Linked DNA regions of Homo sapiens: region 2 is linked to region 1. A link is a contact called in ENCODE Hi-C data. All regions are on one chromosome and are shown on one strand. The core of a region is the stretch at or near the end of the contact, and the rest is flanking DNA. Distances in the headings are between cores, read along the strand shown.

What was found. Hi-C counts contacts between places; a loop is a spot of excess contacts on that map. Pooled maps may share reads with other maps.
Region 2: a loop to region 1 is called in a map of endothelial cell of umbilical vein, with 14 times the contacts of the local background. The contact joins two enhancer-like sites. A Hi-C loop is called at or near these places in 4 of 168 maps with a recorded cell type or tissue (Calu3, HCT116, PC-9 and 1 more) and 3 of 50 pooled maps.

The regions. Positions count from the first base shown.
Region 1 is chr3:7,875,041-7,879,552 of GRCh38, forward strand. No RefSeq gene overlaps it. Among named protein-coding and RNA genes, the nearest start is that of GRM7-AS1, 340 kb to the left of the region's middle. Within about 2 kb of position 1,956, at least 3 of the 41 ENCODE cell types and tissues checked have a DNase peak (open chromatin) inside an H3K27ac peak, as active enhancers do; they include HCT116 and endothelial cell of umbilical vein, where a contact is called at or near this core.
Region 2 is chr3:7,502,925-7,507,436 of GRCh38, forward strand. The region is part of intron 7 of GRM7 (glutamate metabotropic receptor 7); the gene reads left to right. Among named protein-coding and RNA genes, the nearest start is that of GRM7-AS1, 30 kb to the right of the region's middle. Within about 2 kb of position 2,332, at least 5 of the 41 ENCODE cell types and tissues checked have a DNase peak (open chromatin) inside an H3K27ac peak, as active enhancers do; they include HCT116 and endothelial cell of umbilical vein, where a contact is called at or near this core.

The DNA of each region.
Region 1 (4,512 bases), core at 706-3,205:
GTAAGGATGTGTTCAAAGAATGGTGGAGTCATGTCAGGCACTGCATCTAACAAAGTGATGCCCATTGACCAAATCTGGGACAATCTGAGCATCAAAGTAAATTATAGTAATGGTTTATAATCAACTGAAAATAAAATTGGAATCCATGAGTCTATATGGATATAAGAAAGTTAATACATTAAAAAACTAAGGGAAAAAACCAACTACCTCAGAGTTGAATTCTAACTAATGTAGAAATGAATGCCAGTGGTAGTTGGTAAAAGGTTGATGGGTAACAGGGTATTTACATAGTCTCAATATATTTTCCCAAACACAGTCAGTTCTCTGGATCCCTAGGTTCCACGTTTGTGTATTCGACCGACCACAAGTTGAAAATATTCAGGAAAAAAATGGAGGGTTGCATTTGTACTAAACACATACAAACTTTTAAAATATTGTCATTATTCCCTAAGCAATACAATATGATTATTTTATATAGCCTTGACATATTAGCTATTATAAGTAATCTAAATATGATTTAAAGTATATAGGAAGATATGTACAGCTTATAAGCCAGGAGTGTCCAAACTTTGGATTTCCCTGGGCCATATTGGAAGAATAATTGTCTTGGGCCACACATAAAATATATTAACACTAATGATAACTGATGAGCTAAAAAATTTCAAAAAATTGCAAACAAATTCAATGTTTTAAGAAAGTGTATGAATTTTTGTTGGGATGCATTCAAAGCCATCCTGGGCCACCGGTTGGACAAGCTTCTTATGAGCAAACACTCCACTATTTTATGTTAGGGAATTGAGTATCAGTGGATTTTGGTATTCACAGGTGGTCCTGGAGCCAGTCACCCAAGGTTGCTGAAGAATGATTGTATTTATTAAATACGCAAGGGAAAAAACATTATAGTAAAGAAACCTGGCAAACACTACCTTAAGTGATTAGAGTGAATATCATTATTGATGAGTCACATTGAAATCATGCACTCCCTGATAAGATGCAAGAAGAATGTGGAGTCATTTGTGTGATATTCCTGCCAAACAGGCATAGCCTGAATTCAATCATGAAATAAACATCAGATAAACTTGAAGGACTTTCTTTAAAAAATAACTCTCCTACACTCTTCAAAAAGTTTCAAGGAAAGACTAGGAACTATTCCAAATTGAAAGAGCCTAAAATAATATGAAACTGTGGGCCAAATGTGACTCTTATTTATTCCTTTGGCTATAAAAGACATTGCTGGGATATTTGGCAAAACTTGAATGGCTGTTAGTAATGTAGTAATGTTAATTTCTTGATTTTGATGGTAATTCTATGATTATTCTATAAACAAAGAGAATGTTCATGGAGAATATAGGCTGAAATATTCAACATATTCCAGGAAACATCACATGTAGCTTATTCTCAGATGGTTCAAAAAATGTGGTTTTCTTTTCATTTTTCTCTTAAATTGCACTTATTTCAAAAAATAAAGATTCATAAATCCTATCACTTTTGTAGAAATAAATCACATGGAACTTGAAAGAAAACAATGTTTAAGCAGTAAATTTGTGATATGTGGGTATTTAAGAACAGGGTACTTGTTATGAAGATGCATGGGGTGGTGGGTGAACAAATGACAAAAAATAGATTGTTTAAGAAGTCTGTATTAGTCTGTTTTCACACTGCTATAAGTGACCTGAGACTGGGTCATTTATAAAGAAAAGAGATTTAATTGACTCACAGTTCCGCTTGGCTAGAGGGACTTCCTGAAACTTACAATCATGGCAGAAGGCAAAGGAGAAGCAAGCATCTTCTTACATGGTGGCAGGAGAGAGAGAAAGCAAGCGGGGAAGTGCCACACTTTGAAACTATCAGATCTCATGAGAAGTCATTCACTGTCATGATAACAGCACGAGGCAAATCCACCCCCATCATCTAATCACCTCCCACCAGGTCCCTCCCTCAACATGTGGGGGATTACAATTTGAGATGAGATTTGGGTGGAAACATAGAACCAAACCACATCAAAGTCTCTTCACAAAATAGCAACAGGAAATTGTGTGGAGCCTGGGTATAGGGAGGAAGTTATTGAATCATGCCTTTCATCCTGTTTTAAGCTGATAGAGGGAGATGTCATTTAATTGCCTTGGGTTTATTTACACAAGAAAATGAAAGTGCCAATAGTAACCTGTGAAAAATGCCAGAACTCAGGGTTGGTTATATATGACTAGTTGAGGGGTTTTCTAATCACAAATGTCTAAGTCTAATGCTCAAACACAGCAAGATAATTTATCAGTTATTCAGAAAGAGTATGGAAAAATAGTGGTGAAATAGACAAACAGCCCATTTTTATTTTTACATCTAATTGTTCTCCCTTCATGGAGTTTACCTTAAAATAATTTGTTAATAATGCTGAGAGCTGTTATTTCTATCTGTAAACAGCTTACTAGGGATAGGTCATTTCTATGAAGTTTGGAAAGGAAGGGCTGGGCATAGTGACTCATACCTGCAGTCCCGGTACTTTGGGAGGCCGAGGTCGGGAGATCTCTTGAGCTCAGAAGTTCAAGACCATCCTGGGAAACATGGCAAAACCCCGTCTCTACTAAAACTACAAAAATTAGCTGGGTGTGGTGGTGCACACCTGTATTCCCAGCTACTCAAGAACACTGAGGTGGGAGAATCGTTTGAACCCAGGAGGTAGAGGCTGCAGTGAGCTGAGATTGTACCACTGCACCCCAGCCTGGGTGACAGTCTGACTTCATCTCATAAAAGAAAAAAAAATTAAAAAAAAAGAAAGAAAGAAAAAATTGGGAAGGAGAAAGATGAGGTGGGGGTTAGGCCAAGGTGGTGAACTAGAAGCAGTTATGTATGCCACTCTCACAGAGAAGAAACAAGAGGGCTGGCGAACATTGGCCCTGCAAGGCCAGTCATCTGAGAAACTACATCGGGTTCCATCAAGGCAGCAGGGGAACAGAGAGAGCAGAGAGGAGTGAGGCTGGAAACCAGCTTGTATTAGTTTAGTGCAGAGCTGGGAGTACCTCTCAAAAGCAGGAAAGGGTGAGTGAATGAACTCTCCACAGGGACCTGTCTGGGAACCTCTCCTGGGAATGAGAGATTCCCCCTATCCCTCCTGCAGCCTTCCTTCTAGACTGGGGTAGAGAGCCATCTGGACATTCTGTGAGGGCAACTCTTAAGTTCAAGGAAATCTCTACAAGCCTTGGGCCCCAGAGTAGACCAGCACTGGCAACACAGCCTCACTAGAGTCTGTAATCATAGTGCCTGGGAACAACAGGATTGCTCCACCCCATTCCCTTACCAGAAAAGATTGGTGCCAGCTTCCAGCCCAGCTGTCCTACTTTGGCCTGAACTCAGCTGGCAGCCACAGGCTCCTGTTGTCCCAGGAAGTTCCTGGGTGGCAAGGTAGGAGACCCCTACACACTGGTAGCCAGGCAGGCAAAACTTGCCAGAACTTCTAGCCTAATGGTACCGCTGCTGTGTGGATTCTGCCAGATGATACATTTATCCGGTGGCTCTGAGAAATGCTCAGATAGCAGGGTGGGTGAGGCCACCTACCCCTGCCACTGGTAGCCAAGCAGACAATGTCTGCTAGAGCTCCCAGCCTAGTGGTCCCAATTTTATGTGAACTCAACAGGTGGGTGCAGCCTCCTGTGTCCCAAGAAGCAACTGGACAGCAGGGAGGGCAACCCCCAACCACATCTGCCGCTGATAGCCAGGCAAACTACAACTGCTAGAGCTTCCATAATTCTACTTCTGCCTGAACTCTGGGCAGGCACAACCCTGTATTCCCCGGAAAGCACTTGGACAACAGATTAGCACTGACCTGGCAAGGATATAGCCCATCTACCAACTGTGGCCCCTAACCTGAGGGAGCCCTGTGGACCAGAACAACCCCCCTCCCACCAAAACAAACAAATAAACAAACAAAAAAACAGAAAACAGTGGCCTGGAGATAGGAATCAGAGGACTCCTCCAAGACCCAGGAACAGACTAGAATTGAAGCCAGTTGACTGAACTCACCTTATATCATAATCAAACCCCCAAGGGCACGAAAGAAGATAAAAGCAAGATCCATTCATAGGAAAGCAATTTCAAAGACTGAAGGAACATCAGCCCTACACAGATAAGAGTAAACCAGCACAAGAGCTCTGGCAACTCAAAAAGCCAGAGTGTCTTCTGACCTCCAAATTATTGTACTACTTCACCAAAAATGGTTCTTACTCAGACTGAAATGGCTGAAATGTCAGAAATAGAATTCAGAATATGAATAGGAATAAAGATCGACATTCTGGAGAAAATCAAAACCCAATGCAAGGAATCTAAGGAATACCATAAAACAATGCAAAAGATAAAAGATGAAATAGTCATTTTAAGAACAAAAAGAAACTGATCTGACAGAGCTGAAAAACTCACTTAAGAATTGCATAATACAACTGCAGTATTAACAACAGAACCACCAATCTGAGGAAAGAATCTTAGAGCTTAAAGATTGGTTCTCTGAAATGACTCAGACAAAAA
Region 2 (4,512 bases), core at 1,082-3,581, 370 kb before region 1:
GATGATTTCCATTGAGTTTTAAAATGTGACTTAGGAATCTCAGTTTAAATTTCTGCCCCACTTCTTTGCGTATACAATAGACTTAGTAATAACTTATACATGTAATTTGCTCTATGGGATATGACTGTCCCTGTCACTATACTGTGTCTACTTACAATCACAAGGAGCGCCTAGAAAGCTGGGCAGAGGAAAACCATATAGGATGATGTGATTGCTTCCCCAGCAGCAAGAAAATCCCCCATATCAGTATTTCTGGCAAAATCACATGTTCTAAAGGATTTCAAAATTTATTGAAAATTAAAAATTCCTGATAAAAGAGAGACCAGATAATGTTTCTCCTCTTTGTTTTCCTCTGTCATATCTCTCCTTTCCAGATTCTTAGTGTCATGGGAACAAGTCCAGGGAATGGCTCTTTTCTAGATGACAGTGACCTTTCCACCAAGAGAATAAAATGTGCACGCACATGCACACACACACACACTTTCTCAGGATTTGCCTGAGTCCTCCTTATGTATCACATCAAATGCAATATATTTCAGTTCTTTTGACTTCTAGGATTATTCCAGGCAGATTGCATACCCACTATTTGGCACTTCTCTGGTGATTATTCCTTCTTTTCAAATCGATTCTGCTGAAAACAGTATCTTCTAATCATTCAGTACAGAGTGGATCGCCCACTCTGTACATGCACTGTCTGTAGATGGTGCTAATGTGGTGTATGATAGATGATTACTTCTGTATGTTAGAAGGGATTGGAAATGTCGGCATGTTTGTCACTGTTGTTTTTTAAATCCTCTGAAGTCAATTGCTAATTATAAAAGCTTGTAACTTTAGGGACTTAACCAATAACTCCAATTGAACTGTCAGCTTTTTCAGGCCAGACGAGATATATAAAGATTTTCATCCTAACTGCTTTAATTAATGAATGCAGAGCTAAGGCAACTTATAGGTCAAAATGCTGCAACATTGTTATAGCATTATTGCCTCACATGCTACCAAACTAACAATAATCTGTTCTCTGTGGATGGACACTGGGAATATCAACAGATGCACTTTTATAGAATACCTACCCATGTACCTAATATATGAGAATATAAACAAAATATCTGACATGTTTGCAACTCTGAAAAGATTTAAAATTATCTTGGGTAACAAGCCTCAAATGTATGAAAAAAAGTTGAGACTCAATAAAAAATTTTGTGGTATAATACTTTTAGAGAAAGATAATATCATTTTTGGAGTAGGATTACCTCATAAGGATTTTATTATCACAAGTGACTGAGAAGAACGAGAATAAGGAGAGACCAGGGCACATTAATAGGTCAGATGGCTGAACCACTTTTCTTGAAATTGCCAAGCTTTTTCCTGCTTCTTTGTACTTCTTCTTCCCTCTAGGTAGCATATTCATGCCTCAGTTCTCCAATCAGCTGCCTCCTTCTCTTTAGATAGATCTGAGCTCTAAGATTATACTCCCCCATCTTAGAGTAATTCCTCTATCAACATATATCTTAGTTTACTTTCTCTTACTATAAAAGAATACCACAGACCGAGTAGTTTATAAAGAAAAGAAGTTTATTTAGCTCACAGTTCTGGAGACTGGGAAGTTCAATAGCATGGTGTCTGCATCTGGTAAGGGCCTTCTTGCTTGCCATAACATGGCAGAGAGCATCACATGATAAGAAAAGGCAAGAGCAAAAGAACCAGAAAGAGGTTGCTTTTTATAATAAAGGCACTCCCACGATAATGAATTCAATCCCATGATAGCAACATTAATCCATTCATGAGGGCAGAGCCTCATTAATTCATTAATTTATTCATTCATGGGAATAGAGGGATTCAATTTTCAACAAATAAACTTTGGAATACACATTTTAGCCATAGCATTCTGTCTCTAGCCCCCAAAATTAATGTCCTTCTTACATGCAAAATAATTAATTCCATCCTAATAGCCCCACAGTCTTAACCATTCCAGTATCAACTCAAAGTCCAAAGTCCAGAGTCTCATTTAAATCAGATATGAGTGACTCAAGGTATGATTCATCCCATGGCAAATTTCCTCCAGCTGTGAACTTGTGAAATCAAAACAAGTTATCTACTTTCAAAATACAATGGTGGGACAGACACAAGATAAACATTCACATTCCAGGAGAGGGAAAGGAAGCAAGAAAAAAGGCATAACTGGTTCCAAGTAAGTCAAAAATCTAACAGGAGAAACAATATTATTCATTGAAGCTTCAGAATGATTTTTCACTCTGTGTTGCCTCCAGGACACAGTGGGGATTTGGACCCCCTCCTCCACAAAATTTCTGGCAGCCCCACCCCTATGACTTTGGAGGGCTCCGCCTATGTAGCAGTTCTCACAGACTGAGTCCCTTGCCTGCAGTTGTCACAGGTTGGTGTTACACACTGGTGGCTCTACAATTCTTGAGTCTTGAGGGTGACCCTGACCCTATGGCTTTACTGGGCATTGCCCTAGAGGGAGCTCTTAGCAGCAGCTTTGACTTCAATCCCAAATTTTAGCTCAGCTTTGGCTGACTGTGGTCTCTCTGCAGTAACTCTACTTGTGTGACAAACCACCGTGTGGTCTATGTCTAGGCCCCTAGACTTTTGTGATATCCTTTGAAATCTAATTGGAGGAAGTCATGTGTTCACAGCTCTTGCTTTCTGCATGCCTGCACAATTAGAGCCACATGAACACTGCCAAGGCATGTGACTTATGCCTTCGATGACTTATACCTTCTATAGTTTATACCTTCTGAAGCACTGGGACCATTTGAGCCATAGCTGGAGAGGCCACCATGTGCTGGAATGCAGAGAGCAGAGACCTGAGGTGGCCCTTGCCAGCTGCCCAACCCCTTAACCATTCTGCCTTCTTGGAGGTCTGGGCCTGTGATGGGAAAGGCAGCCTCAAAGATCTCTAAAATGTCTTCCAAGTTTTTCTCCCAATGTCTTGATTAATAGCCTCTGGCTTTCTTTGATCCATACTAATTTCCTTCTCAATGGGTTCCATGTTGTTTCATTCTCTACCGCATCACCAGGCTGCTAGTTTTCCAAATCTTTGCACTCTGCTTCCCTTGTAATTATAAATTCTGTCTTTAAATCAACTCTTTCTTCTATATTTTACTGTAAGTGGTTAAAAATAGCCATTAAGCAGCCTGCATGGTTTGTAGCTTAGCTATTTTCTTTGACCAGATATCCTAATTTATCACTCTTAAATTCTGCCTTCTATAAAACCCTCAGGCACAGGCACAGTTCATTGTTACCTAATAACAAGGTGGAGGAGGGGGTCTTAATTCCAGTTTCCAACACCTCCTTTCTCATTTCCATCTGAGACCTTATCAGAATAGCCTTTTCTGTCCATATTTCTATCAACATTCTAGTCATAACTACTTAAGTAATCTCTAAGGTCCAGACATTCCCTAGTCTTCTCTTATTCCCAGCTTTCACTCGAATCACTCTTGATGCCCCATTCATGATAATAAAGACTTTTTCTAGCCTACTCCTCCAAATTCTTCCAGCTTCTGCCCATTACCCAGTTCCAAAGCCATGTCCACATTACTAGGTATTTGTTATACCAACAATCCCACTTCTTAGTAGAATTTTCTGTCTTAATTTGTTTTCTGTTGCTATAAGAAATTACAGATTGGGTAATTTATAAAGGAAAAATGTTTATTTAGCCCACAGTTCTAGAGGCTGAGAAGTCTAAGAACACGGTGCCTGTACCTCATACGGGCCTTCTTCTTGTGTCATAACATGTCAGGGCATAAAGGCTCTTGGCAAAAAGGCAGGAGCAGGAGAGTCAGATACAGTTTATTTTTACAACAAATCTATTTCCCAGATAATAAACCCTGTCCTGTGAAGACAACATGAATGAGGGCAGAACCCTCATTAATCCACTAATCTACTCATGAGGGCAGAGCCAACATTAATCCATTAGTGAGAGATGAGGGATTAAGTTTCCAGTACATGAGCTTTTGGGGGAAACATTCAAACCACTGTACCATATTTAAAGAAACATACCATAGCTCTCACACCTACCATCTTTTATCAGACAGCCTTCATATCACCATTTTTATAATTATGTCTTCAGTGTGAGCTTCTACAAGCATAGACCTATTGTTTACCCAACAGTGAATCACAAATGCCTGACAGATTGTGGGCATTTAAAAAACATTAGTTGGATAAATGCTTTTCAGATAGGGATATTTTATTGTAAACAGCAGAAATTGACTCTGGTTAATTTCAGAAAAGGGGATTAAATGGAATTTTCTCTTTTGAGCCTAGAGAACCAGGCTGAGAAAGAGGCAGGGAAAAATCCAGTCTAGACAACTTGGAAAGAGGAGCCACAGCAGTGGGCTTATTGCAGAGTGTCTGGTCAGGACACAGCTACTGGGACAAGCAAATACCAACTATATATTTTGGAAACTTCTGGAATTGTTTCCACATAGAGAAGTGTAAACAGATGGGAGTCAAACTGAGTCCTGAGAAGGAAAGAAGCTATAGCATTTTGTA